2 separate regions of the Homo sapiens genome follow, and region 2 is linked to region 1. The links are chromatin contacts, found by Hi-C or POLR2A ChIA-PET in ENCODE. All regions are on one chromosome and are shown on one strand. Each heading gives the region's core, a stretch centred on a gene start or an enhancer-like site at or near the end of the contact. The rest is flanking DNA. Distances are from core to core; before and after follow the strand shown. Region 1 has its middle 51 kb from the start of CWC15. Region 2 overlaps AMOTL1 (angiomotin like 1).

Region 1 (6,956 bases), core at 426-2,925:
GAACTCACACACAGCCATGAAGTGCTGGGGCTGGATTTAGAACACAGTTCTAGGTGACTACACAGTCATGGCATCCTGCTTCCCCTGAGGGTCTCTCTGTGTGTTCATTTGAGGGATCTGCAAGCCCAGCTCTGCATGTGGTGCCTGACACCCCCTTTGCTGCTAAACACTGAACAAGAAAGCAGGCTCTCCACCAACCTCAGCAGGGCTTTAGCTATTTGTAAGGACTCAAACCCACCCCTGCACACACCCACCTTCTTCAGCCTTGTGTAGGGCTCACCTCCTCCAGGAATCATTTTAGTATTGACTCTACCTCATCTGGTCTCCTCCTCAAATTGTATTAGCCGCCTGTCATGCTGACATCCTGTATACTTGTGTCATTCAACTGTCCTATATAATCATTCACTAAGTGCTGGGGCACAGCAGTCTTCAATTTAACTTAACCAGAGCCCTGAAAACAGCAATGGTTAAGAAATTCCCTCCTACCTTCCCCACACTTAGCTAAGACTTGCTGTCCACTCTTTCTCATGACTCCCTTAAGACTCTCAGTGAGATGAAATCTACTGAAAGGCCAGACACAGACCCTCCAACTCCCTGTTTTTTGTCTCATGAATGATTAACTGAGACTAGGAGTTTGTCTCCCTGAAACTAATTAGGCACAGAGATAAGCATTTCCTGTTCAGCTCACAGAGCCTCCCTCGATGGCAAAATCATCTCATCTGTAAACCACCCCACCTGTAACCCACCTACTCCTCCCTATAAAAACCTAAGGCAAAGCCACCTTCTGCAATTGATATGGTTTGGCTCTGTGTCCCCACCCAAATCTCATCTCGAATTGTAATCCCCACGTATTGAGGGAGGGAGGTGATTAGATCATGGTTGTGGTTTCCCCATGCTGTTCTCAGGATAGTGACTGAGTTCTCACGAGATCTGACGGTTTTATAAGTGTTTGAAAGTTCCTCCTTCGCTCTTCTCTCTCCTGCTGCCTTGTGAAGAAGGTGCCTGCCTCCTCTCACCTTCCTCCATAATCATAAGTTTCCTGAGGCCACCCCAGCCATATGGAACTGTGAGTCAATTAAACCTCTTTCCTTTATAAATTACCCAGTCCCTGGTAATTCTTTATAGCAGTGTGAAAACGGACTGCTACAGCAGTGCTCTGGCCTCGGTTCTGGGGTATTCTCCCTGTTGCAATATCTTAAATGAAGTTGATTTCTTTAGTTGTTTGTTTTTTGTCTTTGATAGAGGAGAGAGACAATAACCAAGTAAACAAAGCAGGTAATTTCTGGTAATAGGTACCATGGAGATGATAAAACAGGGTAATATGGCAGGGAGCTGAGAAGTTCAAGACCTGCAGTTGGCAAGCTGGAGAGCCAGGAGGGCCAATGGTATAGTTCTGGTCTGAGAGTGAAGGCTTGAGAATCAGGAGAGTTGATGATGTGGGTTGCAGTCCAAGTCCAAAGGCAGAAGAAGACTGATGTCTCAGCTTGAAGGCACCTAGGCACCATGGTGGGATAAAGCAAGGTAAGAAAATCCATATGAGTAGTGAAAAGTGCAAGGAAAAGAAAGGAGGGGGATGAAGAAAGAGAATAATAACACCTCAAGGAACAAAGCTGCGTAGCTGCAGAGTCGCCCTCTGTTCTGCCTGCACAGGGCTGCCTAGGATGTTTATAGGCCCCAAACGGTCTTATTTAACCCATTTCCTGTTTAGAAAAAAAAAATGCAGCTCGCTGCCAGTGCTAATTTAATTTTACATAAACAGGCTCTTTGAGGCTGAAGCAAATCTGACTAATTTTTCGAAGTGAAAATGAAATATAAAAACTGTTCTTGGAGTTATTTCTAAACAGAACTTGTCTCTAATCCTAATGTAACAGAAATGTATACAATGTTACATTAAGATTAGAGACAAGAGTATTCTCAGGGCAAATGGGAAATGGGTTAAACGCAGGTGCTAAAGCTCACATGCATGTGAGAGCGTGTGTGGCCTTTACAGGGGGTGTGTGACAGGTGACTGAATGTGTTTAAGATGCAACAGGCTGTGCATGATTTGAGGATGTTAAGAAACTTTAGATTGGTATAGCCTGTCAGGCATAATTACATCAACTCTCTTCACCATCTCTGTCATGCATGCTGTCATGTCTGTCCCAGATCCCATTCACCCACCCTCCTGCAGCGAGTGCTGGCTGCTAACAGCTTGCAGCTGCCTCATTCTACAAAACGTTGCCCTGTCCAGCAGAAGCCCAGGCTCAGGAAGTCCCCCAACTTGGGGCTGACAGCCAACAATCGACTAAAGTGGGAAACCGAAGGCAGCCCTCTTGCCTTAGGGTTGGGGAAGGACAATTCTGCGGTGCAGCTGATGCTCCAGAGCCGACCTTTGCATCAGGCTGAGGACAGACTTCACCTGACATCACATCTTTGCCCAGCCCTTTCTCATTCCCCACCCTAGTCCTTCTCCCTAGCCTCTCTCCCTTATGGGTTTCACCCGAGAAGACTCCCTCATTAAATGACGTGGGCCCAAATCCCTGCACTGGGCTCTGCTTCCGGGCAACCTGGCCCAAGGCACACATGTCAATTCTTCTAACAGTGGTTCAGGCTAGTCTCTGGGAGTGTTAGTCCTCAGCCCATTCCAGAGGTCCAGAAGAAAATACAGATACACGCAAAGTTTGCAGCATGCCTCTACCTCCACCAACTCTTTCAGCCAGAGGGCAGCTGGCAGTGGAATGCGCACCATTGCCAGGGCTAAGCGGGATCCAGACCTTGCATCCTTGCCCTAGGCTTGAGCACCTGTCCTCCACCATGGCCCAGCCCTCAGTCCAGCAACACCCTCTGATACGTGGTGAGGGTGCCCTTTTTCCTGCTAGGCTGCCCTCCAACTCTAGTCAATAGGATGAGTCCAGAGCCCTGAATTCCTGCATTGCATGGCCCTTTGCTGTATTAACCCCCATGTCTGCCTGGAACTAGAGGGTATCCCTCCCCTCAGTTCAGTCTTACCAGAGTCATTATTTTCAGCTTCTATTTTGGTCTATGTGGAAATATTCTTTGGGCAATGCCTTAGGTTTGTTTGCCCTCCACATTTCAGGGGTCTCTGCAGACCAAATTTGGAGCATGGCTTCTGGCTCTGCCATTTACTAACCCCATGATCTTGGCCATGGTTGCTTCAGCTAATAAAAGAGGGGGGCTCCAATTGTACCTGCTTCAGATAGGTTAAATGAGACAATGCATGTAAAGCACCAGTGCCTGGCGCATGGAGAGAACTCCACATATGCAGGTGACTCTTAGTATTGCCACTGTCTCCAGTAGCAGCAGCCACAGCTTGTTTACCACCCCACAGAATTCAGAAAGCACCTTCACACTGAGGATCTGATTGGACCCTCACCACAGTCTCACTAAGCGGGTGGGGTGAGGTCTTGCTCCCAGCTGGCAGATGGGGAAGCTGTGATTGGAAGATTGCTCTGCTTGAGGTTACACAGCTGGTACACAAAATCAGATCATTCCTTCCTAGATCTTGTATTCCACCTCACTGCCTTGCGTCCAGCCTCCTGGGCCTTCAGTGGGCCTGGGCCATGTGTGGTCAGGGGAAGGGAGTATGTGATCATGGGAACTTGGTGTGTCTTCTTGAAAGGAGAAGTGCAGAAGAGACAGTCTGACAAGCGGATTCGGTGGTTCCTGTTTCTGTCTGGGCTCTGCATCAGTTGTCCTCCCTTGCTCTCTCCCTCTGTCCCTCCTCTATGCAGGCATTAACACCCACAGCATGCAGACACAGGGCTGCAAGATGCTTATTTATTCATTGAGAGCACATCAGCTGATTCCTTCTCTATCTGCCTGGAGGAGGCAGGTCAAGATGTGCCGACCTGTGCCCTGTCACTCCTGGGAGCTGGATTTGCTGGCCATACAGATATCCACAAAAAGAAAGCAGAAAGAAGATTTTCCTTAGGTAGGAGAGTACCCCGGAGATATGCATAAATGAATGCAATGTAATTTGCAAAGAAAATGCACAGAGGGGTGGGAAATGGAAAAGAGGTGAGATCTCTTTCAAGCCTCTGGTCACCATGGCAACAATGGCACCTTTTTAAAAAAAGGATAACTGATCATTTCAAGTCAGAGGCTTTTTTTTTTTTTAAACACATGAAGACATACTAGATCCCAGCCTCTTCCATAATCTGGAATAGATGCGTGGAAGGGGGAGTGTACGGCCCAACTCAACACACAGGTATAGAATCTTGGGGGCAAATGTGGATCTGAGCCAAGAAGTCCCTCATTTAGTCACCCTGACTCAGAGCATCCTTCTGAAAACACTTGGTCAGGCTAGTGGGAACCAAAAGATCCAATCCTGAGAGCCCATGCAGGGAGCGACTGTGGAGAGGTGGGATTGGCCTTTCCAGAAGAACCAATAGGGCTCACTCACCTGCAAGGGTTGGGGGTGGTGCTCACCACAATGGACAACAATATAGCAAGCTGTGTGGGACCTGTGATAGGCTAAATAATGATGTCTATGTCCTAATCCCTGGAATCTATGAATATGTTACTTTATATGGCAAAGGGAACTTTGCAGATGTAATTGAGAACCTTGAGATGGGGAGCTAATGCTAGGTTACACCCATGGCTCAACATAATCACAAGGATCATTATAAGGAGAAGGCAGGAGGATCAGAGCCAGAGAAGGTGATGTGTCAATGGAAGCTGAGGAAAACAGAGATGTGACGGTGGAGGCAGAGGCCATAGCCTCGAGAAGTTGAAAAAGTCAATGCAATGGGTTCTCCCCTAGAGCCTCCAGAAGGAAGGCAGCCCTGCTGACACCTTGATTTTATACTTCTGACCTCCAGAACTGCCAGGGAATAAGTGCATGGTATTTTAAGCTACTAAGTTTATGGTCATTTGATGTGGCAGCAATAGGAAACTCACATCAGGACTGATTTCTATAATGACATCAGTCATCATTGTTGAAATAAAGGGACCAGAAAACAATAATCTGCCAGTGAGTGATCATAGTCTCCAAACCTCTATGTGCCTGGCCCCTGACAGCAGGACAGGCCCCTTGAAATGAGTACGCCTGTGCTGGATCATGGAAGAAGAGATGCCTGGAGGAGAGGAAGAGCCCAGACTTCGGGGGAGGCATACAGTGTTCAGGAACACAGAGCCTTCTCCTCTTTTCCATGGAATATCTAGGGCAGGGGTGAGGGGGATGGGAAAAGGGAACATGAACTTCAGGTCTTTTAGAACCTCAGCCATGGTCAGAGGTCTCAAGTAGCTTTCTCAGCCCATGCAAACAGTTGGGGCCGGAAAATAGAACAAAGAAGGGATGTCAATATTGTCAGTGCTCATTAACAAATCTTGTCAATGATCACTTTCTAAATGTGGGGTGGCCATAAAGTCTGGAAATGAATAGTTACATTCTTGAATTTTAATGTAATAACAACTACTTATGCACATGCACATGTGTATACTGCATGTCTCTGGAAGCTGTCTTTCCTTCACATCCATGTGTCTCTCCTAATTCAGCCATCTTCATCTGTTACCTGGATTGCGGTAACAACTCCAACTGGTCCTCCTGCCTTTGCTCTTGCTACCCTCAAACGCATCCTCTACATGCTTTCCAAAATGTTGATGTTACTCTGTCATCTCCTAGATAAAAGCCTTTCCCTGGCTTCCCATTTCCCTTAAAGCCAAGATCCTTCACTTGTCTAGGCTAGCCCGTCCTCAAGGACAGTGATATTTGTTGGTTCAGAAGACTCACCAGCATGAGAACAGGGCATGTGCCTGGTAGACATCTTTGCATACTAACTAAACATCTTACAAAAATTTCTATGTCTTATCTTTTGCAACCACCACTTCTGCTCCAGACATACTAAAAATTTCTTGATTCCTTGCAAGAGTTCTGCTTGTCCTTCAAGCATTTGTACATTCCTGTTGTCTTGATATTTAGCCCTGATTTCCTTGCATTACTAACACCCACTCATCATTGAGGATTCAGTTCAAACATCCTCTACTCTGAGACTTGCCCTAATTCCTAGACTGAGTTCCCTTATTATAGAATCAGACAGTGTCTTGAACTTCCTCCACCATAACACTGTTCATACTTCATTTTAACTATGTGTTTAATTGTCATAGACCTTATGCTCAATAATAAGATCTCAACCTCAACACTGTTGACATTTGGGGCCTTGTATTCCACCTCACTGCCTCATGTCCAGCCTCCTGGGCCTTCAGTGGGCCCAGGCCATGTGTGGTCGGGGGAAGGGAGTATGTGATCATGGGAACTTGGTGTGTCTTCTTGAAAGGGGGAGTGCAGAAGAGACAGTCTGACAAGCGGATTCTGTGGCTTCTTTGTTGTGTAGTTCTTTATTGTGGGGGCTGTTCTATGTGTTATAGGATGTTCAGCAACATCCCTGTAGCAACCTCATCCCAAGTCAAGACCATCAAAAATGTATCCAGACATTGGCAAATGGCCCTTGGGAGCCAAAACCGCTCCATGTTGAGAACCACCTCTCTGCAACAGAGCTATGACTACCTCATTTACTTTGGTATTCCCAATGCCTAGCCAAGTACTTGGGCCACAGTGGGTACTAATAACTAATTGAGCAATTAAAACTCATGGGTGCCTAGTTGTGACATTGTGATGTAGTAAGAAATATATGTTTGGGATCTAACCCCAGTTCCTGACACAGAGCTCCCAAAGCATTTAAAATTTCCTGAGAGATAGGGGTGCCAGGTATACCTTTTTTTCCTGGTATTTGGCCTTTGACCCTGGCTCCTGACACAGAGCTTCTATCCCTTGGAATTTCCTGGGTGATAGGGGCATCTTTAGTTATTTTCTTTTTGTAGAGATGGGGTCTTGCTGTGTTGCCCAGGCTGGTCTCGAATTCCTGGGCTCAAATGATCCTCCCTTGGCCTCCCAAAGCACTGAAATTACAAGCGTGAGCCACTATGCCTGGCTGGGAGCATCTTTAGTTCTAATGAGG
Region 2 (7,482 bases), core at 1,887-4,386, 48 kb after region 1:
GAAACTAGTCAGGGAAGAGGGCAGGGGTCAGACTGTGCAGGGCATGAATGCCACAGCTTTATCCTGAAGGCCACAGGGGGCTAATAGTGCTGTGGCAATTTCCCTCAAAAGAGTGACATTATCAGACATCCCTCTAGAAACTCGGGTTGGGGAAGAACAGTGTGGTCTGGAGGCTCTGGAGCCAGTCTATCTGGGCTTGGATCCCAGCCCTGCACTCACAAGCTCTAGGACTTTGGGCAAGAGGCTTAAATTCCCTACTTCTTAGTTTCTCCATCAGTACAATGGAACTATAATAACAGTGATTGTAAGAATTCAATGTGCTAATATGGGAAAGGCTCACGGGAGGTTGGGTGCATAATGACAATGAATCAATGTCATTATTACTCTTGTTTCTCTGGTGTCCTTGTCAAGAATAGAGTAGGATGAGACAGTAGGCAGAAGGCTACTGTAATTGTCCATGAGAGAGATGAAGTCTTGAACTAAGGCCATGGGGATGGAGAAAATAAAAGTACAGAAGCAACATGGGAGGGTGAAGTAGGCAGGAACAGGTGACCAACTAGCTAAAGGAGAGAGTGGGGGAGGAGCCCAAGGTGACTGGGGACCCTAGCAGAGATGACTGAGTAGATGGGGCAGAAGCAGAGCCATGTATATGGAAGGGAAGGCACCAAGGTTCAGGTGATCGGGAAACCAGGCATAGATGCCTGTCAGGTACAATCAAGAATTTCATTAGACTCACAGACACTTCCATTTTACACTCAGCACTCCTGGGCCACAAGTTCTGTGGCTTCACAAGGTACCTGGGGAAAACCAAGAGCAGGTCCCCAGCCCCTGTGCAGACCTGACACAGCTTCTGCCTGTTGGTCCCTTCTCCACCATGCTACCTACCAGGTGAATGTTAGTAAACAAAATCTAGCAGGTAAAGATTAAGTATACATCTCACGGACCAGAGCTACTGATCCAGACTTTCTGTCCGGTATATGACTTTGGCCGAAAAAAAAGTCACATTTCCAACAAGGGCCTCAATAATGTTTTTTCAGTTAGCCATCTGCTTACCAATTCTCTTTAGAGCGATTAAAAACAAACACAAGCAAACCATAAAAAAAAACAAAAACACACAACTAAAGTCAAAGGCAACAATTCAGTGCAGAGAGAGAACAAAAGCTTTAGAAATGAGCAGGCCTGGCTTCTACTGCAGAGCCCAAGTGCACACCTCACTTCTCTTGAGTCTGTTTCCTCATTTGACGTGCAGGGGTAATAATGTCCCATAATACCTACCTCTGGGGTTCTTAAGATGAAATATTATTCCAAAGCCAATTCAATAAAACTTAGATCCTGCCTCCCTTGCACATTCAGAGAGGCAAAACCCATCAGGACACAAAGTTAGGCACTGTTAGTTTCTAACAATAGGACTATAATTCATATTACTATACTCCAAAGCACTCAACGATGTAGTCTATGATCCTTATATTATCTGTATACACATTATGAGTCTCCAAAAACTTGGGGAGAGTTACCCTTTGATAGAACTCCACATCAGATATGGAGGGCTTCCCAGGTTCCCATAAACTCCAGATTCAATTTAAAAAATTACCTATATATCTCTCAATATTCTAAAAAGAGAGGAACTTTGAGGATGATAGACTCACCAAGAGAGGGAGTCCTGGCTCACTTGGAATGGTCTCGGGATGTCTACCTGCCAGGAACAGAGGCAGATAAAGGAAGCACATCAAAGATACCCTGTCATGCTTGATAAAAAGGCAACAGAAACAGTAAACCATAATGACATTTTTTTATGACAGAAAGCTTCTTTTATTTTGACAACACAGAACTTTAAGAAAGGAATTTCATTGCTTCTGATTTATTTCCCATTTGTGACCTAATTCCTTATCACGATGGGCCTGCGCAACTTAAAACACATTGCTATCTCTTGTGGTTCCTGAGGCCCCAGCCCAGATGTCAGAATGGAGGCCAGTGTTCCTTCAGGGCACAGACGTGTACCACTTGGAATGACTACAAAGAACTGCTGGGATTGAGAACTTCTCTCCTGGGGTGTACAAGGGGCCAAGAGAAAGGTCAGAGCTCAGGGGGTGGCTCGCATGATGTACACATGTGGGATCAGCGTGGGAAGGTGACAACTCGGAAGGGTCATACAAACCCTAAACACAAATGCAGTACTCCAGCTGTCTTCCTGGAGTCATCCTGACAGGTAGAGACTGGGGAGCTGCAAGAGTGCATCTTTACGTGAATTGAGTCATATTTGCACACGCACACAGATGGCGCTCCCTGCAGAGGAGTCCTCGGGGTAGAAGCAGGACAGACAAGAAGCCAGGCAGACAGGAGCATGAGCCTCCTGCCTCCCAGCATCCACCCAACTTGCACATGCAAGTCCCTTGACTCTGCAACAGGTAGACCTGGGTTCAAATCCCCACCCTGCCATCTTTTGCACATTACTTGCCCAGGGTTGTTTGAGTTTCAGTCTCCTGGGGTTTAAAGTGGGGATGATGACGAGGTTGTTGTGACTGAAGAAGATAATGCATATAAATCACACTGATGATTACTCGGGGGCTAGAGATGCATCCTTCACACTCCCCCAGAGCTCACATCAAGGAAGCTTTTCCTATGCTAGGGCTGGGGGTGGGTGAGGAGACAGGCTTTCGCTGAAAAGGCATGACCAGAGAATAAACAGCAGGAACCACTCTCTCTTAAACACAGTGATCCCAGGGGAGGGGCCTTCATGTGGAGATTCTCATGAGTCTTACTCTGTTCTGCTTCAGTCTCTGAGGCTCCTGGCCTGGATTTCGCCCATTTACCGTGTGACTCCTTCCCACCAAAGTCCCGCTTTCTTCTCCTGTGACCCCAAGACACTGACAAAACAGCTCCCATCTCCCATTTCCATCCTCAGGCTCAGAGAGCCATGGCTGACTCCAGGCTGCCTGGGTGAATTCCTGAGACAGAGCCAGTTTACAGTGATCATTTGCAGGCTCTGAACTAAGGAACCTCAAAAGTGGACACTCACATGTGATCAAAGTGGACACCCAGGCACACAGTCTCCCTGCGTTTCCTTTCTCCTTATTTGTCTGGAGGAGCCAGGAGTGGGCGGGCTGCAAGCTGCGATGGTCTGGATGATTCATTTCCTCCTCAGAGTCAAGAGCTGCGTGTTGGTGTCAGCGTGAGGCCCACAAGGGGGGAGCCGAGGGCCTCTGAAGCAAAACATTAAGTGGGGTACAATGAAATGAAACATTTATTGAGCATCAGTTTATAAGTTCTTTAAGGAAGAAAGGAGCAAGCGAGAGAAAAGAGTCATTTTGCCATTTTATCCATTTATTATGTACAATATTAAGGCACAAGTTTAAGCAGCAAAGGAGAGGAAAATCTTTGGCTGACCAACAGCATCAATATTTGCTGTGGGGGACAGGCAGTGTTCTTGGAATCCCCACACTGGTACACAGACCCATTTGGCTGTATGGCCATGTACATCACCCCTCAATACAGACTGGCAATATGAAGACGTCAAACGTTACAGCCAGATACCAGTCTGCTGGGAAGAGCCGGCACGAGCACGGCACACTGCCACCAAGCACAGCGACACACACACACAGAGCAGGTTGGAGGGCAGCGGCAGCAGGACAGCTGAAATCGGGTGCCCATGCTTACCACTGTTTCACAGAATTTTACACAATTCTGTAAGTGCTCATGGAGGAGGAGGCTCCCTGTTCCTCCTCAAAAGGAAAAAAAACAAAAAACAAAAAAACACCTTGATTCAAATAAAACCAATGTGGATATATTTGCTTACATTCCGTTTTGTAATAAATACTTACAGGTGTCTCTATGTGAACAGACTCCTAGGCACAATCACATGTAAACACAACACCGGGCATCCAGACTTTGGGGGCTGATACAAGAAAACGCTGTATATGTAGTTCAATATAGAGAGAGCAGTATTCTAATTCTGTGAAGAAGCAAAGTTTCATGACAAAGAAACACCCCAGTCACATCATAACATGACAATAACATGCACTAAAGTAAACACAGTTTTACAGAATACCTACCAGATGTTTATATGAATGATTATGCACTTATATCTGTAGTGTATGCAGAGATGTGAACACATAGGAGGCATGGCAAGAGAATTGATTTTTAAAAATCTGTGTGCTAATGAGGATGATCCCCCCTTGAAGTGGACACTTTGAGAGGCTCTGAGGCCAAAGACTCATTCCAAGAAATTTCTTAGGGATTTTTTTAGAAACAAAAATGGTGTAACTTACCTTAATTGCCATCTTTTTTCATCCAACTGTGCTATCAAGCACTTGAGATTATTTCCAGAACTTAAATCCATCCTCAAAGGAGGAGGATTTCTCATCTCTAAGGGTAAACCAAAGGAACATGCCAAGCCCTGAAGGCCATTCTAGTAGAAGAGTTCCCAAGATATTTTTACTTGGCAGCACTATAGTCAATGAGCACATAGTCTCCCAAAAGACACCTTTTAAGGAGGGCGGGGTGAGATGAACACTTTGATCTTCTGTATGTTAGGAAAAGAAATTCCCACAAACAACCCTATAGTCATACCTCATATGTATGCACTCACTTATACACATGTCTTTATATACCATTAAATTACTAAGTGAGAAAAGGGTATACTACTTAAGAGAAAGAGGAAAAATTGCTCATTTGTTCCAGGAGAAATTCACTACTGAAATGCTAACTTTTGCATTTCCCCAGCCGACCAATTTCTGGTAACTTCTTAATTACTTTGCCTATCTCCCATGGAGCCACACGTCAGAGGCAAACTCATTAAACAATCGTCACATCTAATGAAGACATTTTAAACACTTTAATTACTTAAACAACAAGAAAAGAAACATTTATAAAGCATATACCAAGGCTGTCTCAGGTTTTAGGATGTGGAGAAGCCAATGGTAGGCTGGATACTCTCTGGCTACTTAAAGCCTTACCCATTTAAGAACATTTGTGGGATCCCACTGACTATGGTCATGGTACTCCTTTGCTTAAGAGGAGTGCAAGATCATTCAGAGAACACAGAGAAGCATGCTCCACTTACTCCAGCGTGGACACTGGTTTTGAACCCTGGTTTTGAAAAACACATCTCTTTGCTCAGCATAACTCCCTGCAGTCAAAACATGAGCCCCCTGCCTCAAAAGCTTTTAATGCCCCAATCTATTATCCACTGCTTCTGAGGTCCGCAGCCTCACCTGAAGTCTGTGTCCCTAAGTCTCTGGGACTCAGGTCAATGGGGAGGAAGAATTTCCCATTCTCTCAGCACCTGGCATGAAGGTGCTACAGCCACTGCATCATGAGGGTGCGCACCCAGGTGAGAACAAACAAGAGTAATGACTGGCTGCTCTGCACGGGGCATTCTGAACACCTCCTTCCTGAGTAACAGAAGCACTGAATTCTCTGTTCCAGGTTCAGAACTAATTTGTTGCAACTGTTTTGGTATCCATGCCAAGCCTTGTGGAGTCAAACTCATACATGAGTTCCAAAGAGCAACCCCAGAGGACTGCACCCAGAAGGGCTCCACCACTGCCTGCTCTCCCAACGAAAGCCTGAGGAGGGCCAAGGCAGCCCCTGCCCTGCGTGCATGGTTAGAACATGCTGAACTCTGCAGTGTCACTGGCTGCCAGCCTCTGGGAGGCAGAGAAAATGCTGAGAAGAAAACGCTAAGAAAGGGTTCTGCACATGCTCTGAAAGTTTTGGAAGATAATGTGTTTTTCCTGGCAGCTTAGCTATATGGACCTGCAGACAGTAATAGTTCTCATGTACAGAGGCATCTAATTAGTGAAACTCTAGCTTCAGAGACCTGACTCCAACTTCTCCAGTTCCATATAATATCCTGGCAGCACACAGAAACTGCCAGACAACGCAGTCAAGGGTGAAGCAGAACAATGCTGGAATACCTTCCCGTGAAGCCAGGGCCTCTCCCCTTCATCCTGAGATAGGACCCTCAAGTTCTATAATCAGGCTCCACTGGGAAAGTTTGAAGTCCAGGTCTCTGGGAAGTGCAGAAATATTTTTTAGGTATAGTTTGGAGCTGTGCTTCTGGTGGAACACAATAATTTCCATCTATGCCTAGCATTTATAGGTGATTCTAGGAGTTCTGGGCTTAGTCCTATTTCTTAGGCTCTGAGATGTGTGATAGCTGTGTGTGTGTGTGTGTGTGTGTGTGTGTGTGTGTGTAGTTACACGTGCACACACACATCACAGACAGGCATAGAGACTGCCAAGATGCAGTGCCGCATGTTAGAGGCTGTACAGCCAGGGTCTATGCCCAGTGCCTCTCCAAACTTTGTTTTAAATCATCCTAGCTTCTCCTGGCTGTGAGATTTCAGGAAGGGACTTAACCTTTCTGAGCCCATTTCCTCATCAGTGAAATCAGAATAATAAACGCACCCCCTGTACTCCAGGTGGGTGGAGGACTAATTAAAAGGTATTTACCACACTGTTTGCATACAGTTGACACTAGAAAATATAGTTGCATTATTTTTCTGAAAATCTGTTTAAGATATTGTAAGCTGCCCAGAACTCAGAGCAGGTACTCAGTATATGGCCGGACTTCAGGAAAGCTCTAATGATGAAAGAATTTAGTGCCCTGGCTTGGCAGGAAATTTCCCATAGAAGAAGACATTTTAAAGCTATAGATCCTGTTCTTAAGGAAGAGTCTCAGTAGGTTAAGAGAAAAAAAATACGGTCAAAGTCCAAAATACAATGCCGTTGAAGCCCTGAAACATGGCGATGTGTCTGTTTACAATGAAAACACTTGGCAGCTCAGGGGGACCTCGAAGAGCAAGCAAGTCTGACACCTGATTGGGGCAATCAGGTGTCTGGGGCATGAAGACGAGGCTTCGGGAGAAACAGCTGGGTCTCTCACTCTAACCTATGTCTAAGGGAGGCAGCCCAAGTTTGGGGTGGCCCAGACCTGATGGTAGGGGCTGGCAGAGTTGATTTACCTTCCTATCTCTAGACATTTTCCTTTCTGGTCCATCCCCAACATAAACTGGGGTCAAAATGTCCTTAAGAGAGTTAGCTGTCATCTCCTAACTCATCTCCTATGAAATGTGGTGGGAACAGAGATTAGGAAGGGATGTCTATGCCCTCTCCCCACCCATGTCCATCCTCAACCCTTTCCCCCATGGATGAGGCCTCCTGTGCCCTCTTCCCACACCCTATGGCATGGGGTGAGCTCCATGCTCAGCCTCTCAGAGCTCCTCAGTTTTCCTGTCTGCACAACAGGTACTCCGATGCTCAGTGTGAGACTAGAGGAGGTGATGAGCAGGTGGCACAATGTGCAGTGCCTATGGCCAAGCAGAGCCCCAGAGGGCCAGTTCCCACTCCTCTGTCGTACTGGGTGGCACAGAGGCTGGCCAAAGCCACTGATTTCTTCCCTTCCCTCTCCAGCTTACACCTCTTGTCTTCCTTCTGTCACCTCAATTTGGGGAGGCTATAACTTCACCGGGGTTACACACC

What was found. Hi-C counts contacts between places; a loop is a spot of excess contacts on that map. ChIA-PET counts read pairs that join two places held with the same protein, here RNA polymerase II (POLR2A). Pooled maps may share reads with other maps.
Region 2: a loop to region 1 is called in a map of endothelial cell of umbilical vein, with 2.5 times the contacts of the local background. The contact joins two enhancer-like sites. A Hi-C loop is called at or near these places in 3 of 168 maps with a recorded cell type or tissue (cardiac septum, endothelial cell of umbilical vein and heart left ventricle), 1 of 37 single-sample maps with no recorded cell type and 6 of 50 pooled maps. POLR2A ChIA-PET finds 5 or more read pairs at or near these places in 3 of 52 experiments (PC-3, Panc1 and RWPE1).

What each region holds. Positions count from the first base shown.
Region 1 is chr11:94,919,535-94,926,490 of GRCh38, reverse strand. No RefSeq gene overlaps it. Among named protein-coding and RNA genes, the nearest start is that of CWC15, 51 kb to the left of the region's middle. Within about 2 kb of position 1,675, at least 3 of the 41 ENCODE cell types and tissues checked have a DNase peak (open chromatin) inside an H3K27ac peak, as active enhancers do.
Region 2 is chr11:94,872,490-94,879,971 of GRCh38, reverse strand. It overlaps AMOTL1 (angiomotin like 1), which reads right to left. Exons shown (of 13, transcript NM_130847.3): 13 at 3,224-7,482. Among named protein-coding and RNA genes, the nearest start is that of CWC15, 97 kb to the left of the region's middle. RefSeq lists an enhancer at 3,037-3,548. Within about 2 kb of position 3,136, at least 15 of the 41 ENCODE cell types and tissues checked have a DNase peak (open chromatin) inside an H3K27ac peak, as active enhancers do.